Regions from separate parts of the Homo sapiens genome. Here region 1 is linked to region 2. Evidence: read pairs that join two places in POLR2A ChIA-PET (ENCODE). Cell type or tissue: Caco-2. All regions are shown on one strand. Links, peaks and the distances in the headings refer to the core of each region. The heading gives the core; the rest is flanking DNA.

Region 1 (4,399 bases), core at 300-4,299, 56 kb after region 2:
CCGTTGACCCTCCCAAGCTACTCTCCCTCTGCTCTGTGCTCAGGGAGACTAGCCATAAGGATTACATCAATGGGCCCGTTGCCACAGGTTCCTGATGGGCTTGGCCAATGGAAAGCAGCAGGTAGAGCATGAGGTCAGAGTATATTCTCAACTCCTCACCTGTCAGTCCACAGGGGGTTGTCTATTTCTCTCTGCAAAGGGTTTCTGGTCCTGCTATGTGGACCCCTCTCTATATATATTTCTTACTATGGGTTCAAGTGGCTACCTTCTCTCTTTGGCTTCTTCAGGCCAAAACTCCCTGCTCTTGCTGGCCCTGGAGACACTGCATTATCCCTGTGTTTCTCCTAGATTCTGCCCACCTTTGTAAATAGTCTATATTTTGAACCCTTCTTCAATTTCTCAGTTTGCAGATGCCGTATTCCCTGCTGGGAACATGACTGACACATTCAAGTCTCCTCGAAAGCAGTTATTTCCAAGATGGTATAAGATCCTGTCCCTGCCTCAGAGGTCAGGAACAGTGACCTGGAACAGAACAGCTTTGTGGATAACCTAAAAGCATTTTGCAAGCATAGAGGGTGAGGTGATTAGCTCTATCTGATTGAGTTGGGGAAGGCTTCTCAGAAGAGGAAACAGTATAGTCTGACAGGAATTTTCCATACAGAAAAAGGAACTGCAAATGCAAACGCATGAAAGCTTGAAAGGGATGGCCTTTTGGAAATCTAGAAAAAAGTCTCAGCAGGTAAAGGTCAAGTGTGTGCACACAGGCTTGTTTGCAGGGAAGGTAGGAAGGGGAAGAGGCATGCGGTGAAGTTGTAAGGATAAGTTGGTTGCGGAAGATGCAGTCTTGAAGGCAGTAAAGTCTAAAAGTCTATAGTTCTCTAGAGGTCGGAAAGTATAAAAGTCTATAGTTCTCTAGAGGTCAGTAGAAGTGTTGTACAGTGTTGTAAGAAATGAAGGTAATACATTTCATAAAAGCACATGCTGTAACTACCAAGATATTATCACAAGGAGGTAGTTAAGAGATGGCTAGATTGTTGCAACCCTAGATGGTGACACGGTTAAGTTAATGTTTTGTAGAAGGAAGGGAAAGAAATAAACACTTAAGTGTTTACTCTGTGCTAGCGTTCGGACATAATATTTCACTGTAGGAGACATGCCTGTTGACTTTGCATCTTTCCATCTATAAAGCCAATGAGATTGCCACTGGATAGTACATCTTGCTTTGGGGCTTAGAAAAATACATCATCAGAATATTCCACTGTGAGGACCCCTGTCTGACACATATACAGACAGTCCCAGACTCATGATTTTTCAACTTCAACTTACGATTTTTTGACTTTATGATAGTACAAAATTGATACACATTTAGTAGAAACCATATTTTAAATTTTGTGGGTTTTTTTCCTTTTTATAAAAAAGAAATAGGGTCTCACTATGTTGCTCAGGCTGATCTCAAACTCCTTACTTCAAGCAATCCTCCTGACCTAGCCTCTCAAGTAGCTGGGATTACAAGTTCCAGCCACCATACCCAGCTTAATTTTGATCTTTTCCCAGGCAAGCTATATGTGGTATGATATTCTTACATGAGATATTTAACACTCTACTATAAAATAGGCTTTGTGTTGATTTAGCTGATTTAGCTTACCTGCAGGCTAATGTAAGTGTTCTGAACACATTTAAGCTAGGCTAGGCTAAGCTATGATGTTTGGTAGGTTAGATATACTAAGCGCATTTTTGGCTTATGATATATCTAAGTTATGCTGGGTTTATCAGAACATAACCCCTAAGTCGAGGAGCATCTGTAGTGGTAAACACATCATTAGGGTTTTTAATTTGATTGTTACTGAGAAATTGTTGCAGGTTGTGAGTTTCTAAAATGAATTTTAATTAACTCCCTTCATTGCTGGTCCTGGGTACTAGAATCGTAGGACCACGCATGGGTTGTGCATGTGTCCACACCCCACAAGCCCCAGTTTCTTAGTGGTCTCTCTAACTCCTCTTGTGATCAATAAGCTAAGGTACTCTACGTGCATACATGCTAGCTTTCATTTTCATGTAAAACTATGCAGAATAGTGTCTGGAACCCACTGGATACTCCATACATGGTCTCTTTTGATCTTAAAAGAACACAGCGAGGTGGGCATTCAGTAACTTGTCCAGGTTGAGAGTGGAGTCAGGATTTGAACCCAGGTGACCGTATCTTATGTTCTTGATCATCACGCAAGGCCACCTGTCATTGAGACTTGAACAGCAGATGGGGCCGGGTGTGGTGAATCCTAGCTCTTTGGGAGGCTGAGGAATGAGGATCACTTGAGCGCAGGAGTTTGAGGTTGCAGTGAGCCTCTGTGCTACTGTAGCACGGAGTGACTGTGCTTCTGTACTCCACCCTGGGCAACAGAGCGAGATCGTATCTCAAACAGTGGAATGACAAAGAAAGCAAAAATCAAAAAACAAAAACCCCGAATAGCAGATGGGCTGTGAGCATGGAGCAGATTGCATCAGCTGCATGAGCCTTCATTCTTCCTCCAGAAGGGCCTCCAAAGACAGCTTTTTCAAAGTCTAGGCTATAAAAATACCACCTTGAGTTTCACTTCTTTTCATGTATGAGATCTTAGATCTTAGTTCCTGTTTGCTTTGCAAAGGACATAAAGAGCCTGCCCAAGCATGTTCCTCTAGAATTCCCACCGAAACCAGGAAGATAGCACAGGAAGCTGCCTGTGGACTTAAAGGACCCCAAGAAGACCCTTCAGCCCTAAAATATGTTTCCAATAGCTCATCTTGGTGTCTGAAATGTCTTTATTTGAGGGTTATTACTTCAAGTCATGAGCTTTTTGGGGTTTGAGCACGAGAATAAATTTCTTCATGCTCTTCTGCCAGTATGTATTTGCTCTTTAAAGGCTAACAGAAACCTATTCAGTCCAGCTTTAGAAATAAACAGAACTGTATCCCAGTGATATAAGTGTTACTTCCCAGAGCACAGGGGCAGATAATGGCTTGGGAATTGGCTCTTGGCAATTTTTTGGTTTCTGGGCAATTCCTAGTTCTAAGGCAACTATTCTCCCCGAAGCTGTGGGATGCCCTGTTTCTGCTGCTCGCTACAGAGCCAGGACAGTGAGGCCAACATGAAGGCTGGTGTGGTCTGCCCTGCTTTGGCCTTCCTATGGCAGGAAATAGCCGCCTGAACTCCATGCAGACCTCAGTTAAAGGGCCTAATGCACACCTAATTCATGCCCCAATAAGGGCCTAAAGTCTCAGAATCTCAATTCCAAATCTCCGGTCAAGGGTCCGCCCTGGGTCCACTCACTGGACAGGGGTTGGGGCCGCATGCCAGGGCCATAGTGCTATTGGATCAGGCTTTCAGTCAAGGGGGCATACAAGATGGGTTTTTCAAGAGTGTGGGGAAATGACAAGAATCTCCCTTATAACATCCCAAGGACAAATGCCTTCCCTCCAATTAATTAACTCCTCATATCTGATGGCAGGGTCCTCAGATAAAAATGTGCTTATGGGCCAGGCATAGTGGCTCATTTATATAATCCCAGCACTTTGGGAGGACAAGGAGGGAGGATTACTTGAGCCCAGGAGTTTGAGACCAGTCTGGGCAACATAGTGAGACCTGGTCTCTATAAATAATAAAAAAGAAAATTAGCCGGGCATGGTGGTACACACCTGTGGTCCCAGCTACTTGGAAGGTTGAGGCAGGAGGATCACCTGACCCCAGGAGGTCAAGGCTGCAGTGAGTTGTGATTGTGCCACTGCGCTCCACCCTGGGTAACAGAGTGAGACCCTGTCTCAAAGAAAAAACAAAGTGCTTCTGAATCACCTGCCCCTCTGCCAGTCTTTAGTGCTGGAGAAAAGGCAACCCTGGCTGGTGGTATGAAATGAATGGAAAGGGAGTTGCTGGGGCTGGGGAGTGGGTGCACACAGAATAAAATGATAATGTTTTTGAGAACACTTTGGCAGGCTATGTGTAATTAACATGATACTCAAGTGGATTTTTTCTTTTTTCTTCATTTTTTTTTAACCTGGAAGGGACTTTGTAAATGTAGTTCAGTCCCTTGCCCTATTTTCCAGCTGAGAAGTGGGGTTCATGGAGGTTTTGGTCATCTACCCGGTGTTAGGAGACTCATTAGGACTCCTGTCTCCTACCTTTGCCTTTGATTGCCAGTTCTTCCCTCTACTCTCTGCCCTAGTATCTCCAATTCTACATTTTCTTTATCTTGACGTCCTTATCTGATCTCTCAGTTAAACTATGTTGTGGAAAAATAACTCCTAAAGCCCCAAGAACCACTTCTGAGCAAGCCATAGCAAGTATTTCCTTGGAATTTCCCTCAGGTTAAAAAGCAGACTTGAGTTTCTCAAGCTTAGTAGCTCAGCAACTAAAAAGTAATGTTAATAT
Region 2 (4,399 bases), core at 248-4,247:
GATGCTTGAAGGCAGCATGCTCGTTAAGAGTCATCACCACTCCCTAATCTCAAGTACCCAGGGACACAAACACTGCGGAAGGCCGCAGGGTCCTCTGCCTAGGAGAACCAGAGACCTTTGTTCACTTGTTTGTCTGCTGACCTTCCCTCCACTATTGTCCTGTGGCCCTGCCGAATCCCCCTCTGGGAGAAACACCCAAGAATGATCAATTTAAAAAAAAAAAGAAAACCAAAAAAAAAAAAAAATCAAAAAAAAAAAAGTTTCACTTGCCTATTGAGCTCCTATGCTCTGCCATCAGAAGAGCATGCCTCAGAAAGCAATGGCTCCAGAATATGCTCAATTAGAAATGGGTTCTTGAGACTCGCTCCCAGATTAAAGAAGCATTCAGAAAAGGCTTGAACTCAACCTACTGTGGGAAGCCAAGTCCAACGGAACTCATCAGAACCACAGCTGACACACAGATCTGAGGACAAGAAGATCGTATTTGTTGTTGTAAGCCACTGAGATTTAAGGGGTGATTGTTACACAACAAACACTGACTAATGTACATAACTAATAAGCTTATAAATCAGGGTTTTGGAGGCTGATCTAATACAGCAACACAGATCATGGAAAAAAAAAAGGAAAATTTTAAAAGTTATCACGGAGAAGGATCTGAAGTTTATGATAAAAAATGATGGGCTAAATCTCTCCTCCTACTTGATTTGGGAACATTGGTCATCACCCTGTGATACACCTGGTGTGCTATGATTTTCAAGAATAAGGAATGTTAGATTTCACAGTTGCTTGCTGTATGGAATCTGAAAGTCGCTGAGGTCCTTAGTCTGCTAGTTGCCTCCCAGCCTCAGCATAGGTTGTGTTGGTGCCTGAATGGTTTTCCCTATTCAGACATGTTCTTGTTAACTTTGATGTGGTATCTCTTTTATTTTGAGACAGAGTGTTACTCTGTCACTCAGGCTGGAGTGCAGTGGTGCAATCTCAACTCATTGCATCTTTCGCCTCCTGGGTTTGATTCTCCCACCTCAGCCTCCTAAGTAGCTGGGATTACAGGCGTGCACCGTTATGCCTGGGCTAATTTTGTATTTTTAGTAGAGACAAGGTTTCACCATGTTGGCCAGGATGGTCTTGAACTCCTGACCTCAAATTATTCACCCACCTCAGCCTCCCAAAGTGCTGGGATTACAGGTGTGAGTCACTGTGCCCAGCCCAGATATGGCATCTCTTGATGCCCCATCTGTATCCTAGAAGTCAGGGTCCCCTTATCTTCTGAGCCTGTACCCCTATATGAATGGAGAAGGAAGCAAGCTGTATGGTCTGCAGAAGTATTTGACTGACTAGTTTGGTATTCTGAAATTTAAACTCATTGCCCTTAAACAATGTGCTAATGTTCTCCACATGTTATGCAACAGCACCACTTTGTTTTCTGCTGTGTTTCCTGAGACATTTGAGTTCTTCATCTTGGCTTTTTGGTAATCAAAGCTTTCCCAGTCCAGCTGAATCCTTTCTTTCTAGGCCTGTCAGTACGTAAAGTCCTTCCCTATTCCCTGAGGAATAACCCAAGGTCTCTGTGCCTTTGCTAGGTCTGTTTCTTTTGGGTAGAATGCCTCTCCTGCTCCTTTGTCCAACCTAACCATTTTGTACTCCTCCCTGTAATCTCAATTTGCACATCACCTCTGTGAAGCTTTTCTCACTGAGTCTGTCCTTTCTACTCCCTAGAATTAGTCAAACCTCCCTCCCAATAGTTCCTTGCCGGTACTCCAACCATGGTGTGTATGTGTTGAGAAATAAACAAGCCAGAAACAAACTTAGAAGTTCCTTAAAGGTGTCAACCTTAAATAATGAGATTCAAAAAATATATTAAGTATAGAGTTTATTCGAGTGCAAAGTTTGAGGATAGCCACCCAGAGACATTGACTCCAAATGAATGCAACAAGCATTCCAAAGTAGAGAAGTTAAATTTCAGCAGCATGGCAACATTTTCCATACACGACCAGTGCACACACACATCACAGTGATTTGATTGGTTACGAACTGCTACATTCTAAGGAAGATTGCTTTATTACTCCAAGAGGAAGAGTAGTGAGCTGAGGGAGTCTTATCTCTGGGGAACTTTGTTCTTAATTATTTACAGAAAATAAAAAAGGCAGAAGTTGCAGCTGCATGCCATGTGACTTAAGCTGCATAGCCACATTCCTCTCAAGGCTCAGGATAACTTCAATTTCAAACAGCTTTAAGTTTGAATTATTTTAAGTTTGAATTATTTAATTTCACAAAGGCTACAGCCATGTTTTCTCTGCTCTTTCCTCAATGTGGGATCCTTCATGTCATTGAATTCTTTATTGGACATCTATTATGTATAAAGCCCCAAAAGATAACTGATGAGGAGTTTTTTTTATCTCAGAGTAGGATGGAGGTGTGAGGCCAGGGAGCAGAGCCTGCTCTAGATGTTACCACTTTTCTCAGGGTGCTTAACCTGCTTCAGTGCGGCCGTTGCTACCGCCCGCTGGTGCACTTCTGAGGTTATTCTCCACCGTGCCAGAACCTCCCGCCATCCTCTGCTAGGGGAAAGATGAAAGAGCATACTATTTACTTTTTTTAGTCTTTATACTTTGCCTCCCTTGATACCAAAGGATGGGCAGGAGCATGTCTGACCTCCTGATGTGGATGTTGCAATTGGGTTGAGGCTGCTGGATTTACTTAGTACCAAATGCTCTCTTTTGCCTGACTTCCTGCCAAGCCTAGGTGCATATAACCACTTGGGCGGTGGCCACCCCCAGTGATTTGAACTTATAGGACGGTAGAAGTATGTGAATCATGTTGCTTCAAGAAATTCAGTTATTCTCCAAGTTCTAAAATAAAATCTGGTGGATGTTTGTTAGAAGCTAGGTACTTAACTCTTCAGAAAAAGGAAAATCTGAAAGAAAAATATATTTAAAAGTGGTCTAAGATGGCTGCAGATTGGACATAGACAATAGAAACTAGGCCTATGAATTAAAGCTGAACCCTCACCAGCAAGGCTGCAGTCTGTCAAATATTTCACTGATATGTACGAATTATAATACAACCCTATCTATCAGATATAGCATAAAGGCAGGATAAAATCAATCATCCCTCTCCAGACCCTAAGATGCCCACATACTTGCTAACCTTTTACCCTATATAACTTAACCAGACTGTTGCTTTATCTTATGTACAATGTCTCTGAGCACCAATCAGAATTGTGAGAATGTCACCTTTACTTTATTACCCCTTTCTCTCATTTTCTATGTAATGGAACACATGAATACCGTGCCTCATGTAACCCACTCTGAGACTCATTATCGGTTTGTGCTAAGTCAGTGTTTTCAGGGGCTATTTGTCCTCAAACTTGGCTAAGGTGAAATTAACTTTACATTTTTAACATTATAATGCCTTTTGTTTCAGCTTTCAGTCAACACGTCAAGGGAAGGAAGAAAGATTAAATATTATTTATATACCTGTGTCTCAGACAGGCAGAAATGTAGGCTTTGGGATAAGCGATGGTCTGGAGAACCTGGAGGGAGAGACAAAGAAATTGCAACTCTTTGGGCTTAAACGGAAGCTTCAATTAGAGAAGAGAGTTGAAATGGAGAGAATTTCTATTGTCTAATTCAAGGCTGATGGGCTTCCTAAGTGTTTTAGGCTAGAATGAGCTCACATTTGGAGAATATTCTGAGCTCTTCAATAATACTTAAGATATATTAGGCATGATCAAATATGTAGTCATTTAAAGATGTTTCACTTTTTTTCCCTTTCAAAATTCTATTAGAGTTCTCAAATGCAAGAGCTGGGATAGAGAGTTTCTTCATTTCTGCAAAATGAAGACCATTGAATTATTTCTCTCTGTGATGAATTAAAAAAAATGCTGGGTCTAAAATCAAATCGTCTGCAAGTTTAAGACTTTGACTAGCTCAGATTCTGGCTATATTAGAATATTTGAGCCTGCTATCAAGTATAAGAACATGTGCAGGCCTCCTTTTTACCTCCTTCTATGAGTATTTTACCTTCTATTTCAAAATCAAGAACAGGAAATCCAACCCTGAGGGTTCCATTCCTGGCATATTTATGCCCCAGGCAGATTGAGAGAATAAAATAGACTTTTTACAAATGAAGAGATATCACGCTTTTTAGCCTGGGACAGGAAACTTTAGCTGTTGCTAAGGCAACTGCAGAGTTCTGGCTCTTAAGCTGGCTGTGCGAGGAGTATCTCAGAGCCCCAGATGCCTCTGCTGTCACTCACTGTCAGACCAAGTGCAAAGGACTTGGTAGTGAACTCACAGAAACAATGAGACCATTTTTGAATTCTGAAAAGCAAGTGAGGACTCTCAAGACAAAGTATACATATGGTACCTGCTATGGTTTGAATGTTTTTGTTCCCTTC

The links. ChIA-PET counts read pairs that join two places held together with the same protein. Peaks named below come from ENCODE experiments on the same cell type or tissue, not always from the same donor. Only the 100,000 strongest peaks of a DNase experiment are listed, where the experiment ranks them.
Region 1: POLR2A ChIA-PET joins it to region 2 with 5 read pairs; 2 of 35 experiments call an interaction of 5 or more read pairs at or near these places.

What each region holds. Positions count from the first base shown.
Region 1 is chr5:54,438,143-54,442,541 of GRCh38, forward strand. No RefSeq gene overlaps it. Among named protein-coding and RNA genes, the nearest start is that of HSPB3, 15 kb to the right of the region's middle. RefSeq lists enhancers at 1,841-2,342, 2,619-2,678. In Caco-2, for the core only: no CTCF peak of the experiment used is centred there; DNase peaks (open chromatin) are centred at 789 and 2,539.
Region 2 is chr5:54,382,020-54,386,418 of GRCh38, forward strand. All of the region lies in intron 1 of LINC01033 (long intergenic non-protein coding RNA 1033), which reads left to right. Among named protein-coding and RNA genes, the nearest start is that of LINC01033, 63 kb to the left of the region's middle. In Caco-2, for the core only: no CTCF peak of the experiment used is centred there; DNase peaks (open chromatin) are centred at 2,093 and 2,572.